2 separate regions of the Homo sapiens genome follow, and region 1 is linked to region 2. A link is a loop called in an ENCODE intact Hi-C map of the cell type or tissue named here. Cell type or tissue: adrenal gland. All regions are shown on one strand. Each heading gives the region's core, and the rest is flanking DNA. Links, peaks and the distances in the headings are about the cores only. Region 1 holds the start of LOC105378175 (a long non-coding RNA gene). Region 2 has its middle 15 kb from the start of LINC00641.

Region 1 (5,380 bases), core at 284-5,283, 56 kb before region 2:
CTGATTTCAAGTGTTCTCACCACAAAATGACAACTGTGAGGAATTCCATCTTAATTAGCTTGATTTAGCCATTCCACTATATATACAGGTTTTAAAACATCATGTTGTGTATATACAATGTTATCTGTCAATTTAAAAAAAGCAGCTTTTCTTTTTCTATCACGACACTGCCTCTTTTCTTTGCTCTCCTTCTATGTCAGTGGGAATTAGGTCTAGTCACATATAACAGAAAACCCAAATTAAAGTAGCATATATAAGATAGGGTTTGTTTTCCTCTATGTGAAAGAAGTCGAGAAGTGGATATTATAGTTCCATATAGTCACTAGGGACCCAGGCTCCTTCTATCTTCCTTCTGTGTCATCTTTAGTGCAAAACTTCCATCCTCAAGTTCACCTTATGACCCAGTATGGCAATTCTAACTTCAGTCTTCATTTTATCTTAGTTCCAGGCAGGAAAAAGGAGAAAGTTGGGGGCAGGGAGTGACAAAGGAAATAAATCCCTGGCTTTTTTCCACACCACTGTCCTAAAAATATTTTTATTAATTACCTCCATTTCCCTATATTTCGTATTAAATTTTCTGTTCTCATCTGATAGAACTTTCAGTGACATGTGATATACTTGACTTCACCATACTTTTTGAAAGAATGCTTTCATCTGTTATCAGAGACTCCACATTCTTCTGGTTTCTTCTTACTTCATTGGCTGCTGCTTCTTAGTCTTCTTTGTTGGATCCTCCTTGTCTTCCCAATTTAAATATCAATTGCCTCTGGCTACATTTCTTGGTCCTCTTTTTTACATACACTATTTCCCTAATGATCTCATCCAGGCCCATGATGTTAAATACTCCCTTATGCTGCTGATTTTATAAGTTTGCAGGTCCAGACTTCTGTACTGAACCCCAGACACATATGTCATCTCCACTTGGGTGTCTTATAGGGGTCTCCAGAAACATAGCATGACCAAAAGAGAACTTTTTTTTTTTTTTTTTTGAGACGGAGTCTCACTCTGTGGCCCAGGCTGGAATGCAGTGGTGTGATCTCGGCTCACTGCAACCTCTGCCTCCCGGATTCAAGTGATTCTCCGGCCTCAGCTTCCCAAGTAGCTGGCATTACAGGCGTGCACCACCATGCCCAGCTAATTTTTGTATTTTTAGTGGAGATGGGGTTTCACCATGTTGGCCAGGCTGGTCTCGAGCTCCTGACCTCAGGTGATCCACCCACCTTGACCTCCCAAACTGCTAGGATTACAAGCATGAGCCACCACACCCGCCTCCAAAACAGAACTTTACATTCCCATCCTAAAATAAATAAATAAATAAAATAAAAATAAAAATTCTACTTTATTATTTCCCATCTCAATAAATGACATCACCATTCATTACAGTTGCTGTGGCCAAAACCTAGGACTCATGCTTGGTTACTTTATTTTCCTTCCTTTCCTGTCCTGTTTATGTCCAAAATATATCCCTAGCCCAACAACTCTTATATCTCAAATGTTCTTGCCCGCATCATCACTATGTCTTGTCTGGTTTATTTTAATAACCTCCTAATATTTTTCCTTCTTCCAGTTTTGTTTCCACTAAAGGTCAGGCTTAATAGTTACAGAAAACAGACATTAACTGACTAATTTAAGCAGAAAAAGAAATAAGGCTGGGTGTGGTGGTTCACACCTGTAATCCCAACACTTAGGGAGGCCAACGCAGGAGGATCACTTGAGTCTAGGAGTAGTTCAAGACCAGCCTAGGCAATATAGTGAGACCCCCATCTCTACAAAAAATTTTTAAAAACTTAGGCATGGGGATGTGTGCCTGTAGTCCCAGCTACTTGGAAGGCTGAGGTGGGAGGATCTTTTGAGTCCAGCGGGGTGAAGCTACAGGTGAGTCATAATCGTGCCACTGCACTCCAGCCTGGGCAACAGAGCAAGACTCTGTCTCAAAAAAAACCAAAAAAAAAACAAAAAAAAAAAAAACCAGAAAAGAAAAAGTTTGGAGGAATACTGCCAAGGAATTTGGAGACAACTGTGTACAGCATTGGTAAAGTATATAGTAGGATGCAGCAGATAAAATAATTGAGTATTATGCAGTTGTTAGAAGCAACATATTGCAGCTCCTTAAAACAGCCTCTGAAGATACCATCCACAGCGGTCTAGGATGTTGCCATGAGTTTTACTGTGAAGCCAAAGGCAACAACTGTTCCAAAGCAAACCTGCAGAAAGGGGGAAGCAGAATTTTAAGAAGCCTTTCTTCACTCTCACTGCTACCCTCTGCCCAGACCACAGTCTACCCTACCTTCCCCTGCTCTTCCCACTCCCATCTTCTCCCACTCCTTCTCACACACTTCAGTGCAAGACAGTCTCTAGTTTTCCCTGGGGTTTCTTACAGAGGTAGTGGTAATGATGGTTAATTCCTGGAGTCTATGCTTACCTCTTACTTTGTATTTTCTGCAGGACTGATTTCAGAAGAAGCAGCCAGCAACCTGAGTTCACTTGCCATCTTAGCAGTCGCAGGTGTGTTCTGATTCTTCACAAGTTCCTGCATATTGGAGGATGCATTGTTACTGAAAGGAGGGGTCGGCCTAGAGATATTTTTAAACCCCAAATTGCACAACTTATAGAAAGCTGATTTACTGCCACCAGTGCAATAATTACAACCCTGGGAAGGGATCTAGAATGCATCATGGATTAAGAGTCATCTTAATTAACTCAACAAATACAGTAACTTGGCTAGTTATTGTAAGTCCCCCATGCCACTAGAAATAAAAATGGGGGGAAAAAGCTGTCTCTGCCCTCTAGTGGAGAAGGAGAGGAATTATCTTATACTTATAATATTGGAAACTTAGATAATTCCTTTAATAGAAGTATGCACAAAGTTATTAGGAGTATTAATGCTTAGCAAAAGGATGTCTTCACAGGAAGGTAGCGTTTCAGCAGAAAACTTGAAGAATGTGTAGAAATTTTCAAAGGAAAATGTTACAGGCAAAGAGTACAATATGATCCAAAGAAAAAAGGCTTGAGGAAATACAGTGTATTTTGGGAAACACAAATAGATCAGTGTTTCTGGAGCATAAACTCCGAGAAAGGTACCAAGAGATGAGATGAATGAGAAGGCAGCCCTAAGGAATTTAGGCTTTATCGTATAAGTCAATGTTATCAACTTTAGAGAAAATTTTAAGAACAGATTAATTTTAATTTTAAAAATTAATAATAAGGGTAAACCACAATTAAAAATAAAAGCTCCCTGTGATCCCAGCACTTTGGGAGGCCAAGGCGGGTGGACCACGAGGTCAGGAGATGGAGACCATCCTGGCTAACACGGTGAAACCCCATCTCTACTAAAAATGCAGAAAAATTAGCCGGGCATGGTGGCAGGCGCCTGTAGTTCCAGCTACTCGGGAGGCTGAGGCAGGAGAATGGCGTGAACCCGGGAGGCAGAGCTTGCAGTGAGCCGAGATCGCACCACTGCACTCCAGCCTGGGCAACAGAGCGAGACTCCATCTCAAGAAATAAATAAATAAATGCTAAAACACATTCCTTTCATATCTGTGGAAGGGCTAATATTGTTTGTACCTATTACTAGGGTATAATGATTAATTATATGTGTCAACTTGACTGGGCCTGGGGGTGCCCAGATTAAACATTATTTGTGGGTGTGTCTGTGAGAGTGTTTCAAGATTATCCTTTGAATCAGCAGACCGGTAAAGTAGATTGCTCTCCTCAATGTGAGTGGGCACCATCCAACTTGTTGAGGGCCTAAATAGAACAAAAGGCAAAGGAAGGAGGAATTCACCCTTTTTGCTGCCTGCTTGCCTGAGTTAGTTGGGACATCTCATCTCATCTTCTGCTCTCTGACTGGGATTTACACGTCTAGCCCTCCTGGTTTTCAAGCCTTCAGATTCAGACTGAATTATACTGCCAGCTTTACTGAGTCTCTAGCTTCCAGATAGCAGATTGTGAGATTTCATAATCGTGATTCAATTCCTAATAATAAATCTCTCTCTCTCTTCTGCCCCCACTCAGTCCCCCCGCTGTCTCTCTGTATATATATAGTCATAACCCAAACAATGGTGTTTTGCTCAATGACAGACCTCATATACGATGCTTGATCCATAAAATTATAATGAAGCTGAAAAATTCTATCGCCTAGCGAAGTCATAGCCCTCATAACATCATAGCACAACCCGTTTCCTTTTCTATGTTTAGACGTGTTTAGATACACAAATATTTATCATTGTGTTACAGTTGTCTACAGTATTTGGCACAGTGACATGCTGTACAGGTTTGTAGCCTAGGAGCAACAGGCTATACCGTATAGCCTAGGTATGTAGCAGGCTATACCATGTAGGTTTGTGTAAGTACACTGTGTGGTGTTCACACAATGATGAAATCACCTAACAGGGCCAGGCACGGTGGCTTACGCCTGTAATAGCACTTTGGGAGGCTGAAGTAGGCAGATCACCTGAGGTCAGGAGTTCGAGACCAGCCTGAACAACATGGCAAAACCCTGTCTCTACTAAAAATACAAAAATTAGCCAGGCATGGTGGTGCACGCCTGTAATCCCAGCTACTCAGGAGGCTGAGGCAGGAGAATCGCTTGAACCCAGGAAGCAGAGATTGCAGTGAGCAGAGATCACGCCACTCCAGCCTGGGAGCCTGGGAGACAGAATGAGACTCCATCTCAAAAAAAAAAAAAAAAAAAAAAAGATATCACCCAACGATGTTTTTATTAGAATGTATCTCTGTTGTTAAGCAATGCGTGACTATATATGTGTATATATATGTGTGTGTGTGTGTGTGTGTGTGTATATATTGATATATAGATATAAATGGTTATATATGTATGTGTATACTGGTTCTGTTTCTCTGGAGAACTCTAATACACAAGAGTGTCTTTATACAGCTCAGTGACATATAGAGAGCCACATTCATTTCTTACTCTAGGTAACATTTGTATGTTTTTTCTCTCAAAGAGTTCTAGATATTAGTAAGAAATAGACCCAGAATTTATGCTTTATCAGATACTTAGCATTTCACAGGAATCTCAATTCATAAACTACAGTTTGCAAGAAGTATTTTTAAATTTTTTCATTGCCAAATAAAGCAACCATTTAGAAAAAAAATGCATAAAACATAAATGTTTACCTTAGTGAACACCCTTGCATGCAATGAGTACCCAGTTCCAGAAGTGGAACAATCTCAGCAACCCAGTAGCTCCCCTTCTGCCCTTTACCAGTTGGAGTCACCTGCCTCTCCCCAAAAGTAGTCATTTTCTTGAGTTTTATGGTAATCAATTCTTTACTATTTGAATCCTTTTTCCACCTAATCTGAGAACTTTGTATAAATGGAAATATATATATCTTTTAGCGTCTGGCTTTGTTCACATAAG
Region 2 (5,380 bases), core at 121-5,120:
CCTTTGTTCACATGTTTATCTGCTGACCTTCCCTCCACTATTGTCCTATGACCCTGCCAAATCCCCCTCTCTGGGAAACACCCAAGAATGATCAATAAATACTTAAAAAAAAAAAATGCACTTGTCACAACTGATGGAGAATAAGCATTTGATAAAATGCTATACCCATTCAGGATTTAAAAAAAAAAATCTTTGCTATGAATTTGTTCAGCAGCAATAGAAACAAAATAAATAAAAACTTTTTTAGAAACCTTTTTAAGTAGTGATGAAAGAGTATTTCCTTAATTAATCTGAGAAAAGATTACTATAAAAAAGCATAGCAAACAAAATATTTATTGCCAAATATTAAAAGCTTTCCCACTGGCCGGGCGCGGTGGCTCACGCCTGTAATCCCAGCACTTTGGGAAGCCAAGGCAGGAGGATCACGAGGTCAGGAGATCAAGACCATCCTGGCTAACACGGTGAAACCCCGTCTCTACTAAAAATACAAAAAATTAGCCGGGCGTGGTGGAGGGCGCCTGTAGTCCCAGCTACTCAGGAAGCTGAGGCAGGAGAATGGCGCGAACCCAGGAGGCGGAGCTTACAGTGAGCCGAGATCCCGCTCCAGCCTGGGCAACAGAGCAAGACTCCGTCTCAAAAAAAAAAAACAAAAAAAACAAAAACCAGGTGTGGTGGCGGGCGCCTGTAGTCCCAGCTACTCAGGAGGCTGAGGCAGGAGAATGGCATGAACCCGGGTGGCAGAGCTTGCAGTGAGCCGAGATTGCACCACCGCACTCCAGCCTGGGCTACAGAGCGAGACCGCGTCTCAAAAAAAAAAAAAAAAAAAAAAGGTTTCCCCTTGAGATATGGAATAAAATGAGTTTATCCTCTGTCACTATTTTGATTCAACATTAAACTGGACAATTTATATTTAACAATGTGCAATGAGGCAATAAGGAATAAGTATGTAAGTTCTGGAAAACAAGAAACAAAATTTTCATTATTCACAGCCAACATAAAAAACTCAAAATGAGGCCGGGTGCGGTGGCTCATGCCTGTAATCCCAGCACTTTGGGAGTCCGAGGCGGGTGGATCATGAGGTCAGGAGTTCGAGACCAGCCTGGCCAACACAGTGAAACCCCGTCTCTACTAAAAATACAAAAATTAGCTGGGTGTGGTGGCAGGTGCCTGTAGTCTCAGCTACTCAGGAGGCTGAGGCAGGAGAATCGCTTGAACCCAGGAGGCGGAGGTTGCAGTGAGACGAGATAGGGCCACTGCACTCCAGCCTGACAACAGAGGGAGACTTCGTCTCAAAAAAATAAATAAATAAAAATAAAAAAATAAAAAAACCTCAAAATGAATATACAGAACAAATAAATTTAGCAGGACCTGAATACAAAATCAACACATAAAAATAAATTATTGTTAAAAAATTAATTGGAAAATAAGTTATCTTAAATTATAGCATTTACATCAGTATCCAAAATAAATTAATTCTAATGAAAGATGTGCAAGATCTGTATGCTAAAAGCGAGTAAATAATATTAAAACAATTAAAGACCTAAACAAATGGAGGGTTATAACATTTTCATATATTGGAAGAATCAGAATTCTAAAGATTTATTCCATTTTGCTTATACAATCCCACTTAAAATCCCAGAGGCTTGTTTTTTAAAATTGCCAGCTGATTATTATATGGCAGATAAAACTGTCCCCCAAGCCCCAATTCTTTCTCCAGCCAAAGAACTGGAAAATGGGTGGCCTAGTAGGAGAGAAAATCTTTTGACAGCATTTACAGTACTCCAGCCAAACTTCATGGCAAAAACTGCAGTCAGAGCTGAATGAGGAGCCTATACTTCCACCTTACCTAGCAATAATGAAGCACCATTCTGCCTTCCTGCAGTGTCTCCAGAAGCGGAGCTGGGTGTCTAGATTTCCACCCCTGCCTGGCAGCAACAGTGCCCCCCTCCCTATACCGGTGGTAGCAGTGGAGGCTGAATCGGGTGTCTACATTTCTACCCCTACCCAGCAAAAATGAGGCACCTTTCCTCATGTCAGCAGAGGCTCAGGGAGAAGCATGGACTTCCACCTCCACCCAGTGGTAACAAGATGGTGTCCAGGCCCCGCATGGTGGCTCATTCCTGTAATCCCAGCACTTTGGAAGGCTGAGGTGGGTGGATCACCTGAGGTCAGGATTTCAAGACCAGTCTGGCCAACATGGTGAAACCCATCTCTACTAAAACTTCAAAAATTAGCCAGGTGTGGTGGTGGGCATCTGTAATCCCAGCTACTCGCAAGGCTGAGGCAGGAGAATCTCTTGAACCAGGGAGGCGGAGGTTTCAGTGAAGCAAGATCGTGCCACTGCACCCCAGCCTGTGCAACTCTGCCTCAAAAAAAAAAAAAAAAAAAAACCAAGATGGTGTCCCCTTCCTTCCTCCACTAGCAAGGTGTCAGTGGAGGCCTGCTAAAATATAAAATTTCAGTAAGATCCAGAAAATCATAAAATAATACCAGTATGTCCAAGATACAATAAAAAAAATCACTTGTCATACCAAGAACCCAGAAAAACCTCCATTTGAATGAGGCAATGATGGCAGCGGCTGCTCCAGATGGTCTGCCACTACCATCACACCAGCTGCAGCAGGGAGGCACCTGGGGCTGCATGCTTAGTGGAGCCGGAGGGAACAAGCGGGAGCCCTGCCCCTTCTGAACTGGGGCAGGACGTCCCTGGGCGCCGCTGCGGCTACCCAAACGGTGGCTGCAGACCGGGCCTCCCACTTCATGGAGGAAACAGGAGCCCCGCCCTCTTGGGCGGAGCTGCAGCTGCACAAGTTGTGGCTGCAGATCCGAGCCTCCCTGCGCTCTTTCGGGGCTGGGAGCAGGCAGGATCCCTGTCCTCCAGGGCACAGCTGCAGCCACCAAAACTGCAGCTGCAGACCTGGGCCTCCCACTCAGAAGAGCAGGCAGGAGTCCTGTCCCCCCTCCCCCAACCCCACACGCAGCTGCCGCCACCCAAACCCTGGCTGGAGACTCAGACATCCCTGCACTCTTGGGGACCCGGGAATGCCCCCCTGCCCTCGTAGGCTTGAAAGCGCCTGCTCTCACTGCCTGGCTTCTCCCTGCTGTTCCCCCTTCCCATCTCAGAGCAAAGTCTGGGAGGATACCATAAATGACAGCAGGAGGCAGACAGATTCCTGGGTGGAAGAGGGTAGGTCCCTGGTGAGACCCCACCTTCAGGCCAAGGAGGACTGGGGGCTGGGCTAACAGTCCCATGGAGTAGGAACTTGTGGTGCCTTTTCCCAGTCACCCATGGCTGCCCATGGACCAATAGTGCACACTTCCTCCCCTCTGAGGGCTTTTATGAACCCATTAAAGCCCTGGATTCAGCCAGAGCTGAGCAGACGACAGGACAACCAGCTGCAGAGAGGAGCTACCCACTCCAAGTCCTCCTCTCTACTGAGAGCTGGGAAGAGGACTGGAAGACCTGCTTGCAGAAAAGAGAAACCCACTTTAGTGCCTCCTCTCTACTAGGAGCTGAACACTCTTGGGACACCCTGGCTGCAGACCCCGCTGTGGGTCTCCAGTAAGTTGTCTATTGCTCAATAAAGCTCCTCTTCATCTTGCTCACCCTCCACTTGTCTGCATACCTCATTCTTCCTGGTCACAGGACAAGAACTCGGGACCCACCGAATGGTGGAGCTAAAAAAGCTATAACACAAACAGGGCTGAAACATGCCCCTTGCTTGCCATGTTGCAGGTGAAGAGGAGAGAAGAGCTGTGACTCCTCAGGGAGCCCAGACCTAGGAGCTCCCCAAGCCAGGACTGTGACTCCCTCTTTGGGGTCCTGCAGTGCCTGGCGTCTCCAGGCTTCCAGACACCACTGCATTTCCTGGTGCTAGCCAGGGAAGCTGCTTGCAGTGCGCCTGGTCCAGCCACAGCCTCGCAGAGAGCCAGGGCCCTTGCCAGCACCCGGAGCTGCTGGCCCCACTGCAGCAGCTAGCATGTCTGACTGCAGCAGTGGCTGGACCCCATGCTTGCTCACACACCCCTCACCACTCCATGCCTGACTCACCCTTGGCAGATGTGGGATCCATGCTGGTAGTGTGAGCTGAGTGCAGCCTGCAAATCCAAGTGGGCAGAATGAGCCCAGCAGGCCTGAGCAAAACTCAGGCAAAGGCACCACTGGCCAGAGGTTTCAGGCCAGAAAATTGACACCCCAAGGATCTCGTAACAGCAACAGATGCCAACACCAAGATGACACAAATCTTATAATTATCTGACAAGGATTTTAATGTAGACATAATAAAATGCTTCAATGAGCAATTATAAATATGCATACAACAAATGAAAGATTAGAAAATCTACGCAAAGAAATAGAAGACATAAGAACCAAATGGAAATTTTAAAATTTGAAAACACAATAACTGAAATTGAAAACAAATTGGATGGCTAAAAATAGAATGGAGAGCTGCGGCTGGGAGCGGTGGCTCATGCCTGTAATCCCAGCACTTTGGGAAGCCGAGGCAGGCAGATCGCCTGAGCTCAGGAGTTTGAAACCAGCCTAGCCAACATGGTGAAATACTATGTCTATTAAAAATACAAAAAATTAGCTGGGTGTGGTGGCGCACACCTGTAATCCCAGCTACTCTGGAGGCTGAGGCAGGAGAATCACTTGAACCTGGGAGGCGGAGGTTGCAGTGAGCCAAGATGATGCCACTGCACTCCAGCCTGGGGAACAGAGTGAGACTTGGTCTCAAAAAAAAAAAAAAAAAATAGAATGGAGATAACAGAAGAAAGGACCTGTAAATATAAAGACAGAACAGTAGAAATTACCCTACATGGACAACAGGAAGAAAAAAAAAAAAAGAACTGAGCCTTAGGTACCGTTGGAAAATAACAAAAGAGATCTAGCATTTGTGTGATCAGAGTCTTAGAAAAGAGAAAGAGAGTGGGGATGAACAAATTTCAAAAAAATAATGGCTGGATGTTCCCCAAATTTGGCAACAGACGTAAACGTAGATTCAAGAAGCTGAGGAAACTCTTGACAGATGAACCCAAAGAAATCCAGAACAAGGACATCATAATCACACTTTTGAAAACTAAGGACAAAGAAAACATCTTGAAATCAGCCAAAGGTGCATTACCTATAAGGGGACAAAATCCATTTATTTTTATTTTTATTTAATTTTATTATTTTTTAAATTCAAATACCAACTCGAAGCAGAGGGGAACAACAATTCAAATGTCATGAGAAATCATAGAGGCAAGAAGGAAGTGGCACACTTTTCAAGTGCTGAGAGAATAGTCAACCCAACATTTTATGTGCATAAAATATCCTTCAGGATGGAAATTCAGTTACACACATTTTCTCTTTCTCTCTTTCTTTTCTTTCTTTTTTTTC

Evidence for each region. A loop is a pair of places that touch in the nucleus more often than their neighbours do. Peaks named below come from ENCODE experiments on the same cell type or tissue, not always from the same donor. Only the 100,000 strongest peaks of a DNase experiment are listed, where the experiment ranks them.
Region 1: it touches region 2 in a loop (2.3-fold over the local background); 1 of 110 quality-filtered maps calls a loop at or near these places.

What each region holds. Positions count from the first base shown.
Region 1 is chr14:21,133,361-21,138,740 of GRCh38, forward strand. It overlaps LOC105378175 (a long non-coding RNA gene), which reads right to left and starts at 2,516. Exons shown (of 2, transcript XR_943589.2): 1 at 2,423-2,516; 2 at 2,023-2,204. In adrenal gland, for the core only: a CTCF peak has its summit at 2,786 (motif pointing left); no DNase peak of the experiment used is centred there.
Region 2 is chr14:21,189,367-21,194,746 of GRCh38, forward strand. No RefSeq gene overlaps it. Among named protein-coding and RNA genes, the nearest start is that of LINC00641, 15 kb to the right of the region's middle. RefSeq lists an enhancer at 3,463-3,963. In adrenal gland, for the core only: no CTCF peak of the experiment used is centred there; a DNase peak (open chromatin) is centred at 2,735; H3K4me3 peaks cover 970 bases.